Regions from separate parts of the Homo sapiens genome. Here regions 2 and 3 are each linked to region 1. The links are chromatin contacts, found by Hi-C in ENCODE. All regions are on one chromosome and are shown on one strand. Each heading gives the region's core, a stretch centred on a gene start or an enhancer-like site at or near the end of the contact. The rest is flanking DNA. Distances are from core to core; before and after follow the strand shown. Region 1 overlaps NT5C3A (5'-nucleotidase, cytosolic IIIA). Region 2 holds the start of NOD1 (nucleotide binding oligomerization domain containing 1). Region 3 holds the start of SEPTIN7 (septin 7).

Region 1 (3,742 bases), core at 940-3,439:
ATGGCAGGCATTCAGGGGATCAGGCCCTGTTTTCTACAGTGCTAAGTGCTCAGGTTACAAATTGTTGCTCAAAATTTGGCATAATGCTGGATATCTCCCCATATCCCATCTTTTTAAACTTTAAGAAAGATGTATGACATCACCAAACATTCTGCTATCTCCAAATCTGAGGGCTCAAATGGAATATTGTTTAGAGATAATTTTTTAATGCATTACATAATTAAATCTACTTTAAGAGAGTATCATGTCTAAAAGTAAGTTGAACAAAATTAGCTTTATTAACAGAAGGGAGAAGATAGGACAATATGTATTGAATAACTACTACGTGGTAAGCACTGTTTACAACTTTATGTATATCATCTCTTTTTCAATCTTAATCCAGGAAGGCACTTAGAATAGTATACTGTTAGAATTCTCCAAAATATAATTACTTTAAAACATCAAGTGAAATAAAATACAAACACTAAGAACATATTCTTTATTAATTATTATTATTAGGCCTTATAGCAACATTGCCTGACAAAGTCAAAATACATTCTTAATATAATACCCTGAAGTAAACAAGGCATAAGAGTATTTAGGTGAATCATCCCCATTCTAGATAACTGGAAATTGAAGCTTAGAAAAGTTTAGTATCTTGTCCAAGGATAAACCATTAAAATGTGGCAGAGCTGAGATTTGAACCAAGGACTTACCAACTACTAAACTTTCAAAGACCACCCCATTCCCTTACAAGATTGTCTTCTGTTCAAGCCATAGATTCTATAACTTGTTAAAGGAAAAAGATACTGTATATCATTACTAAATAAGCCACACACAAAGAATTACAGAATAAAAATTATGGAACACTAGAGTTTCCTATCTTACCAAAATTAGGAACATGTGACAAAATCTCTTTTATGTACATATTGTACACAAAATAGAATTTTTATTCTATTTATCTAGCTTAGAAAGACATCAAAATTTTAAAAATTGACAACAGGCCGGGCACAGTGGCTCACGGCTGTAATCCCAGCACTTTGGGAGACCGAGACAGGCAGATCACAAGGTCAGGAGATCGAGACCATCCTGGCTAACACGGTGAAACCCCGTCTCTACTAAAAATACAAAAAAATTAGCCAGGCGTGGTGGCAGGTGACTGTAGTCCCAGCTATTTGGGAGGCTGAGGCGAGAGAATGGCGTGAACCCGGGAGATGGAGCTTGCAGTGAGCCAAGATCGCACCACTGCACTCCAGCCTGGGCGACAGAGGGAGACTCCATCTCAAAAAAAAAAAAAAAAAAAAAAATTACATAAAAATTGGCAACAAATGTACACCTGCTTAAATTACCCAAACAGGGAAACTTTATCCAAAAGCTTCAGAGTACAAGAATCAAACGAATGCTGACTGTGCTACTTAACTAGCTATTTCCTAAGTGAGTTAACAGAAAATTAGGAAAGTAACTACAGCTAGACTGTGTTTTAAGGACTAAATAAATGCGTAGAGTATACTTGGTCAACGTAGGCACCTCTAAATTTTAGTTTTTCCCTAGTTACCAAACAATAGCACAGTGCCAAATTAACCCAAATGGGAGTCAGTTTCTAACTGCTTTCTAGTTCTAGTCCCAGTGAAGCCTCCTTTTTTCTTAAGCCGACTATAGTAAGTTTCTATTTTGCAACATTTTGCTATGCTGTATATAATGCTTGGGTTCTCAACTTTTTCCTGTCTCACTGAATTTTATCTAGCAACTTGTTCCCTTAGAACCCTAACCATTTGACAGAGAAATCCAGATAGACTGAAAAACTGATCTTTTTCACTGGGAAAAGTCTGCCTAACTAATGATATCGGAGATAAGGCAAAGGAGAAGGCTATGCCTTCTGACAAGGCAGTAGAGAAGACAGAATGGGGACAGGAAGGATCTTGCAAGCACTGGCTCTCTACTTCCACCTAATTACAAGAAGGAACTTGGCAAACAAATGAAGCAACTCTTTAATGAACTGCTAAACTACTTTGTAATCTATCAGCACCTTGAAAATGAGGAAGATAAACAACATATATGAAAAAAATGACAAAATGGCATTTAAGTCTATAATGGCAGAAAGTTGTCTTACTTGGTTTAAATTGTATAGATTAATGGTTTAAGCAACTCTGAGAGTTAACATAAAAGTGCGTAACACAAGAAAGATAATTTGATATAGAATAGCAGTGTGTCACAATGGCCAGAGAAGTCTGCCACCTGCTGATGGAAAAACTGAATTGTATAGATTTCCCTACTGCTGTTTTTAAGGAGAGAAAAAAAACCTATCAGGTATGGTTTAATGACATTACATGTCAAGTTGTTAGGCTGAAGATATAAACTACAACCTCTAATTTAAAAGAGAATAAAGATTAAAATAGGACTTAAGATTCTTTATATATCTCTCTCTTTAATAACTCTCTCTAAATATGTAATACCTGAACTATTTTTATTTTTATTTTTTATTTATTTATTTTTTTTGAGATGGAGTCTCACTCTGTTGCCCAGGCTGGAGTGCAATGGTGCAATCTTGGCTCACTGCAACCTCTGCTTCTGGGGTTCAAGTGATTCTCCTGCCTCAGCCTCTTGGGTAGCAGGGATTACAGGCATCTGCCACCACTCCCAGATAATTTTTGTATTTTTAGTATAGATGGGGTTTCACCATGTTGGTCAGGGTGGTCTCGAACTCCTGACTTTGTGATCCGCCCGCCTCGGCCTCCCAAAGTGCTGGGATTATAGGCGTTAGCTACCACGCCTGGCCAACTGAACTATTTTTAAAGCAAACAAAAGAGGTAAATATGGAAACTATTTAACATAAAATACACAGGAACATTCAAACTACTATGAACATTAAGGATAATCCAAAACACTGTGCAAAAAATATAAAGTCCTATAGATTTCACCTCTGCAATCCATCTCTTTTCTGTCTTCCTCTTTCTACTGCTCCCATAACAGTTTAATACTTCATTATCTTTAATACAGGCTTATTTTAATTCCTGCTCCCCACCTCCAGATTCTAATAATATTAATTTAGTGCGTGCTCAGTTATCAGTTTAATTGTATCAAAACACATTCCAGATGGTATCACTTATTTTAAAAACCATACCCAAAGCCTCTCTAGCAAATAAATTGCAAATATCTTATACTAATAGAGATGTTCTACAATGTGGTCCCAACACACTTTAAAAAATCTTGTTGCTTTTAAAAAACCGATTTAAAAAATATATAAAAGCAATACATGCTCATGATATGTCAAACAATATAAAAAGTTAAAGGATGAAAAAGTTGAAGTCTCCCTTCCTGGTCTCATCCTCCCAAGTCCACTGTCATTAGTAAAACTAGAAACAGCTTCTAAAGTTTTTGTTTTGTTTTGTTTTGTTTTGTTTTTTAATTTCCAATGACATAAGGATATACATGTGTATTTCTTTTGGGAGCACAACTGTTCTGCAACTTGCCTTTTCCCCTTGTCACCATTTCTTGAGCTTTTTAAAATGTTAACATAGCCCGGTACAGTGGCTCACACCTGTAATCCAAGCACTTTGGGAGGCTGAGGCAGGTGGATCACCTGAGGTCAGGAGTTCGAGACCAGCTTGGCCAACATGGTGAAACCTCGTCTCTACTAAAAATACAAAATTAGCCAGGCGTGGTAGCAGGTGCCTGTAATACCAACTACTCAGGTGGCTGAGGCACCACGAGTATCACTTGAAGCTGGGAGACAGAGGTTGCAGTGAGCCAAGATCGCATCACT
Region 2 (3,399 bases), core at 609-3,108, 2.6 Mb before region 1:
AACTGCCACTCCAGTGTCTAATAACTACCTCTGCCAGAGCACCTGCCAGCGCCACCACCTTCCAGGTGTGTGATGCACATCATCTCGCTGAACTATGCTAGCCTCAGGAGAGGGTTGCTCTTTATTTTACAGGTGGGAAAACAGGGGCTTGGAGAGGTCAAGGAACTTGCCCAAAGTCACAGCATAGAAGTGACAGAATCCGAGTTTTGACCCAGATTTGATGGGTTCCAAAGCGTGAACTTATTTCTCCACTCCACAAAAATAAAACCTACTCTTCTTACAATATTTGAAAGAGCCCTCTTCTACCACTCTGCTGTTTGTTTTAAACACAGCTTGCTTATCTGTCTGGCATATTCGGTAGAAGTCTGTACTTTGTCAATGCCTGGTTTGCCTGGATTTCAGCTACCTGGCCCCTGGCATCTAAGCCTGGGTGAGAACAGGGAATCCACTCCTCTCTAAGATGCATCGTGGAGTTACTCTTTTACTCTTCCCTGAAAGTGATAGTTCAATCTTCAACAGGGGCTTTGAGGGAGAACAAACTCGACCCTTTGGCAAGCACGACTTCTGGCTTCACCGTTTTTTTGTTTTTTGTTTGTTTGTTTGTTTTTGACGGAGTTTTGCTCTTGTTGCCCAGGCTGGAGCGCAACAGGGCGATCTCGGCTCACTGCAACCTCTGCCTCCCGGGTTCAAGCAATTCTCCTGCTTCAGCCTCCCGAGTAGCTGGGATTACAGGCATGCGCCACCACGCCCGGTTAATTTTTTTTTTTTTTTTTTTTAGTAGAGACGGTTTCACCATGTTGGGCCAGGCTGGTCTCGAACTCTCGACCTCAGGTGATCCGCCTGCCTTGGCCTCCCAAAGTGCTGGGATTACAGGCGTGAGCCACCGCGCCCGGCCCTGGCTTCACCCTTAAAGCAGAAAGGCCAGAAGTCATCAAGGCCATGGGTTTACTAGCTTAGCTTCCCCAGACTTAATTTCAAACACCAACAACCGAAATGTTTCCTAGAATGCAGAGCTAATGAGACATCAACCTCTGTCATTTCCTATGTTTTTCACAATGTGCCAAAACAACTGCACACATTGGAGGCGTTTTTGAATGTGATATTCAGGCGACCTTGCCAAGCATTGTCTCATTTCCTTACTTTGTGGAGCATGAAACCCAAGGGAAGTTCTCACCCTCTCTCCAGGACCAAGCAGGACACTGGGAGCTGCTGTCCCGTCTGCAGGCGGGACTCCATGAAGGCCCCTGTCTGCCCTTCCAGCCTTTGCCACAAACCCTCGAACGCTGGCTGCACACTGGAATCACTTGGGGAGCTTTTAAAAGATACGGAGGCCTGGGTCTGACTCCGTGAGATTCTGATGGAATTGATCTAGGGTGCAGCCTGGATATCTGGATTTTAAAAGCTCCCCAGGTGGTTCTAAGCTGCTGGCACGATTGAGAACCCCTGCGTTCGACCACAGTGGGATAAACGATTCCGCTGACTGTGAAGTTCATCCCTCTCAACTTTCGCTACATGCTTCAAACTCGCGGGTTTCTCCGCTTGGTTCCACCCAGAGCTCCTCCAGAGCCGCGCTGCGTTCCGCCCGCACGCAAATCCCGCCTCCCTGCGCCTCCTCACTCGCAGCGCCCAGGACCTCAGAAAGGGCCTGCCCCGCGCGAATCCCCAGTCGCTGGGACTTACTTGGCCACCAGGTTTACAGACTTCGCAGCCGCTGAGAGCTAGAGAAGAGCCCGGAGAGCGCCATGGTCCGGGGACGCCGGGGCCGGGAAGCGCCGTGGCCCGGGAGGACGCTGCTCCCGCAGTAGCGCGAGGGAGGGGCAGGACCGGGGCGGCTGCCTCGCGGGCCCGGAACGGGAACTGGCTGCGACTACAGCCGCAGCCGCGCCCCTCTGTTGGCGCGCCCAAGAGCCTGCCGGCTGCTGGGAGAGGCCGCCGAAGGGCGGGGGCGGTCAAGGCAGGGTCCCACGGTGCTGCCATTCGCCCGGGTCTGGCGCGGGGGGGCGAGAGAAGCTGCGCGCAGAGGGACGCCCGGTGCGAGAGGGTGAGCCCCTGGCCACCGCGCAGGGCCGAGTGGACAGGCCCAAGTTCGCCCAGAGGTGACACACTTGGGAATTTGTGGTGCCATCGTGCCAGGTCCCTCCTCGTAAAAGTGCCTACCCAGCGCCTGCAACCAGAGCCAAAGCCTGGACATGATAGGGAAACTCTTGTTAAAACGCGACACGTGGTCCTGATGAAATGGAGGTTAACGTAATCAAATTTAAATTACACTGCATACATTTCAATTTATACTTTTTAAAAAATGTAAGCTTTTCTTCCTATCCTTAAATTTGTTCTTGGCAGTGTACATTTTATGTTCTATGCATATGCTCTAATAGGTTGTAAAAGAGTTTTAACATGCTAATAAATGTCCCCAATAAAATAGTTTTAAAACGTTTTGAATGGGGATCGTGTCCATAAGGGATATCATGCTACAGAAAGTTGTCACTTACTCACACTGAAGAAGTACATTCAATCATATAGCCACTGATGCTTGTGAGTATTAAAATTCCCATCAGAGGCTGCCCTCTGAGAAACAGAAAGTATGTTCTTAAATCAAAAGTGAAAGTGCAAACTAAAGTTGATAGGATCAAATGTGCCAACTTGTGTCAGGCCTCTGAGCCCAAGCCTGCATGTATACATCCAGATGGCCTGAAGCAACTGAGGAATCACAAAGGTAGTGAAAATGGCTGGTTCCTGCCTTAACTGATGACATTACCTTGTGAAATTCCTTCTCCTGGCTCAGAAGCTCCCCCACTGAGCACTTTGTAGACCTTCCACCCCCCCGGCCCCCGCCTTGCCCACCAGAGAACAACCCCCTTTGACTGTAATTTTCCACTACCCACACAAATCCTATAAAGCTACCACACCCCTAACTCCCTTTGCTGACTCTTTTTTTCGTACTCGGCCCACCTGCACCCAGGTGAAATAAACAGCTTTATTGCTCACGCAAAGCCTTTTGGTGGTCTCTTCACACGGACACGTGTGACATTTGGTGCCGAAGACCCGGGACAGGAGGACTCCTTCAGGAGACCAGTCCCCTGTCCTCACCCTCACTCTGTGAGGAGATCCACCTATGACCTCGGGTCCTCAGACCAAACAGCCCAAGGAACATCTCACCAATTTCAAATCGGGTAAGCGGTCTTTTCACTGTCTTCTCCAGCCTCTCTCACTACCCTTAAATCTCCCTCTATTTCCAATTCCAGTTCTTTCTCCTCTCTAGTAGAGACAAAGGAGACATATTTTATCCATGGACCCAAAACTCCAGCTCCGGTCACGGACTCAGGAAAACAGTCGTCCCTTGGTGTTTAATCACTGCAGGGACACCTGCCTGATTATTCACGTACATTTCATTGGTGTCTG
Region 3 (3,878 bases), core at 16-2,515, 2.8 Mb after region 1:
ATGACTCTATCCATATGAAAAATGGTAGCTTTAGTTCACTGATTTTTTGGTTCGTGTTGTATGTCAATTTGTTCAACAATGACACTTATTCATCCATTCTCCTATTAGTAGACATTTATTGTTTCACTAATATAAGCTATTTTGCTCTGAACTTTCTTGCACGTGCCTATAACTTAAAAATACACATACTTTTTTAAAACATGCAGTTAAACAGGAACATACACATTTCTTTAACATGTAGTTAAACAGGAAAAGTAACACATGTGCATGAAGAATACAACCAAGAGAGCCATCACGTTCAAGAAAAGACCACAGGTTATTCCGAGTGAAGTAAGGCTTTCACTAGAAGGCACTTGGGGAACGTTCCAATGACAGCGACATTCATCGCTACAGTAGAAACTCACACAATCGCAGCCCTTTATTAGTATTTTGTTACCCAGTAGTTCCTGTGTCCATTCATTTCCTCAACTGGAGTGTGAGCTCCAAGAGGACCGAACCGGGCACCGACAAGGTGAGCCAATATGAATGTGGCGAGTCCGCAATGGGGGCTACAGCGGCCGACCTCTGGGGCTGTGCCAGGCCACTAGAGTGTGATGGCGCGAGGGAAGGGTCGGGGAAACAGGGCCTAACCTCACTTTTCACCCCGAAAGTCAAGATAGCCACGGAAACAGGGATGAATGGGGAGCACAGACACCTGCCTCGAAGTGTCTCTTCACTTTCACTCACAAAGCCGTCGGGTCAGTAACCAGAAGCCGAGGGGCGGATGCGGCCCCCGCCCTGTGGCACTTTCTCAGTCTGGTTCTTCCAGCCGCGCCTCTTTGCCTTACGCCAATTCCGTAAGGAGGCGCTGAGGCCAACTGGCCGGCTCCCGCAGCTCCAAAACTTGACGTGAAATTGCGCGGGGCAGAGCTGACTGCGGCCATCTTTAATTCGGGCAAGACCCCACCCTCGCACCCCACCCACTAGTCCTTTTCAGCGTTCCCAGGATTTTCTCCAACAAATGTAACGCGGTTAACCTTAGAAGCAGTGTTGAAGAAACACGCAAAGAGGCCTGAGTATCCATGACCTCAGTGGTGCGAAACCCGGCCAACTTAAACATGGCGGCTAAACCCGAACAGCAAAACGTTGCTGACGCCAATGAAGTCATGCTCGAAATGGAGCGAGGCGGCGGAGCTGGGGAGGCGGTAATCTCGCGAGATGGAAGCCAGCCTCCGCTAGGCCCGGAAGCCTCGTCTGAGGGGGCGGGGGACGGAGGAGGGAGCGGGAGTCGAGCGAGAGCCTGTGGAGGAGTCCGCCTGCTGTAGCGTGCGTAAGCAAGGCAGCTACGCCGGGCGGCTACGCTGCGGAATCGGCGTAGGCGCCTTTGGAGAATCGGCGGGCTGCGCTCCGCTGGGGCTGGTCGCGGAGGGGGGGAGGGGATGTCGGTCAGTGCGAGATCCGCTGCTGCTGAGGAGAGGAGCGTCAACAGCAGCACCATGGGTGAGTCTCAGCTTCGGGTGCCGCGACTTGGGGTCAGCGGCTCCGAATGCCGGGAAGCTCTGCGGCCGCTGGACCGAGCTAGGGAACGCCCTGAGGCGAGGCGGAGGCAGCGGCGAGGGGAGCCGGGATGGGGGCCACTGCGGGCCCGGGGCGCGGCAGCGGCGGGCTCGGGGGGAGGGGAGGCGGCGGCGGTGACAGTTTGAATTGAACGTGAGGAGAGCCGAGGCGGCGGCATTTCCTGTGCCGCGGCGGGCTGGCCCCCGGCGCAGAGCCGCGGCCTCCGCGGCCGGAGCAGCCTGAGCGTGGTGGTCTCAGCCCTGCCCTTGCTTCTCTCCGTCCCTTCGCCTTTCCTCAGTCTCCTCCCGGGCCCGCCGGCTTCCGCGGCCCCGCTTCCTCCTGTCCCCGGCCGCATCCCCGTCGGCAGAAGTCCCCTCGTGGGGCAGTGGGCCTGGCTAGGAGGGTGGGGACGAGTGTGAACGCTCGGGCGAGGGTGCTGTGTGGGCCAACCCGGGCGGGCGGCGGCGGGGAGGGAGGAAGAAGGATGCACCAGGCTGAGGCTGTGGTGGAGGCGGCGGCGGCGGCTGCAGCCGCAGCTCCAGTCACCGCGTCGCCTCCCCGCTCCTCCTCCCGCCTCTCGGGGTTGCCTCTCTCCAGGCGCAGCCCGGAAGGCCGGTGGATGGCGGGCGAGTCTTGAGAACGGAGGGAGAATCGGTAGTTTGGTTTGGAATTTGGGCTTAATTTTTAGGAGTAAGGGAAAGAGAACGCCTGGGAAGGGCGCCCCCCGGAGGAGATAGAAAGGGTGGGAAGGGTCCTTGGAAAAGGGAGGGAGCGGAGATGTGGAGTGGCGAAGTTTAGGGAAATTAATTTTTGAAAATATTTCAATATTCTCAGTTATTCTCTTAACGAGCCCTTTCATTTCCTTTCCTCCCCCACATGTTGGAAAAAGAACAGGCCATTTCATTTACATTTTCCACTCCTGAGTTCCATTTCAGCTGTGTGTATAGTAAGAAATAAGCAACCGAGATTTTTCTAGGACATTTCCATTTGCTGAGTTACTTTTGAAGAGTACACTGTTTCAAATTTGGGTTTTTACAGTCCTAGGAAAGAATTTGTGACGTCCAGGTGTTTTCTTAGTTACTGAAATAATAACTTACTACATTTCTTGAGTTTATTGCTAAATAGTTCAGCTTTAAGAATTCTTTCTTCTGGCTTTTTTATTTTGATGAAAGGAAAAAATATCTTTGTTAGTGCCCCTGAGAATGTAAATGAACAGATCATCTAAATTACTAAGCATCTAACCTGTTTTACATATTTATGCACATGCAGGTGATGAGTATAGTCAGTTTTTCCCCCTAAAGTTTATGTGCAGACATGGGGAGGAGAGTATTTTAGACTTAAAAGTGTACAGGTAGGGATGAAATTTATGGAATCCTGATAGACTGAAGGGGGGATATAAACAATGACCAAGTCAGCTATTGCTGCTTGGATTCTTTATTTCTTCAGACTGCAAGGGAATGAGTAAGGGGTGGTTGGGTGGTGATGGGGGGGTGGTACGGTCGTGGCGGGAGAGCAGTAAACAATCTTTCATCTCATTCAGCTGTTCAGTGGGTGGGACTAAAGGAGATAAGAGTTGAGTGAAGCTATGAAATAAATGTGGAAGCTACATAGGTGATTTGCATGGTAGCATTGTCTTATTCTATGATGGGACAACATGATGGAACCAGGTCTTCATAACACAGTTATTAAAAATACATATTTTACCACATCTTAGGCTTACAGAATTCAAATTCACAACAAATAACAGAAATGTTAAGTTGATTTTAATTAGTTCTTATCCTTTAAAAAGAAAGGATATTGTCTTTTTCTAATGTAGCTTAACAATTTTTGTTGCAGGCTTTGGTTTGGAGATATTTGATGCATACATAATACATGAAAGGTAGTGTTAAAAGATTGTATTTCAGAAGTTTGTGATAAAATTGGTTGTTCAGATTTGCACATTGTCCCGTAGAAGTCATTTTAAGTAAATCCATGCCAGAACTTCTGAACAAGTCTGAGGCAAGTTAGGAATCCTTACAGAACCTAGGAGAATTTAGAGGAATATGCTAGGACAACAACAACAACAAAGCTTGGGGGAGAAGAGGGAGGAAGAAGAGTTACATCTATGGCTTCTAAGGTCTCAGTAATGGAGAGTGATCAGATGAGGGACCAGTCAGAATAAGGATAGTGGTAGAGCAGATTAGTTTCAGACTTTGTATAATTTGATGATATACATATTCATTGTAGACTGTATTCTGGGAATTGCCGATAGAGAATTCCTACCTGACTAAATTGCCTGCTGAGAAATGTGTTTCACATTTTGAATTAATAAGCTATCTTCAATTTTTGATTATAAGTTGAAC

The links. A loop is a pair of places that touch in the nucleus more often than their neighbours do. Pooled maps may share reads with other maps.
Region 2: a loop to region 1 is called in a pooled map, with 2.1 times the contacts of the local background. The contact joins the promoter of NOD1 here to the enhancer-like site in region 1. A Hi-C loop is called at or near these places in 3 of 50 pooled maps.
Region 3: a map with no recorded cell type shows a loop between it and region 1 (3-fold over the local background). The contact joins the promoter of SEPTIN7 here to the enhancer-like site in region 1. A Hi-C loop is called at or near these places in 2 of 37 single-sample maps with no recorded cell type and 2 of 50 pooled maps.

The regions. Positions count from the first base shown.
Region 1 is chr7:33,048,707-33,052,448 of GRCh38, forward strand. The region is part of intron 1 of NT5C3A (5'-nucleotidase, cytosolic IIIA); the gene reads right to left. Among named protein-coding and RNA genes, the nearest start is that of NT5C3A, 12 kb to the right of the region's middle. Within about 2 kb of position 2,190, at least 4 of the 41 ENCODE cell types and tissues checked have a DNase peak (open chromatin) inside an H3K27ac peak, as active enhancers do.
Region 2 is chr7:30,476,926-30,480,324 of GRCh38, forward strand. NOD1 (nucleotide binding oligomerization domain containing 1) reads right to left here and starts at 1,859. Exons shown (of 14, transcript NM_006092.4): 1 at 1,681-1,859. RefSeq lists an enhancer at 1,355-2,099 and a silencer at 1,748-1,987.
Region 3 is chr7:35,799,792-35,803,669 of GRCh38, forward strand. It overlaps SEPTIN7 (septin 7), which reads left to right and starts at 1,266. Exons shown (of 14, transcript NM_001788.6): 1 at 1,266-1,479. The coding sequence starts at 1,419. It overlaps SEPTIN7-DT (SEPTIN7 divergent transcript), which reads right to left and starts at 834. Exons shown (of 5, transcript NR_120512.1): 1 at 699-834. RefSeq lists enhancers at 498-557, 680-1,303, 918-1,307 and silencers at 1,458-1,697, 1,728-2,177.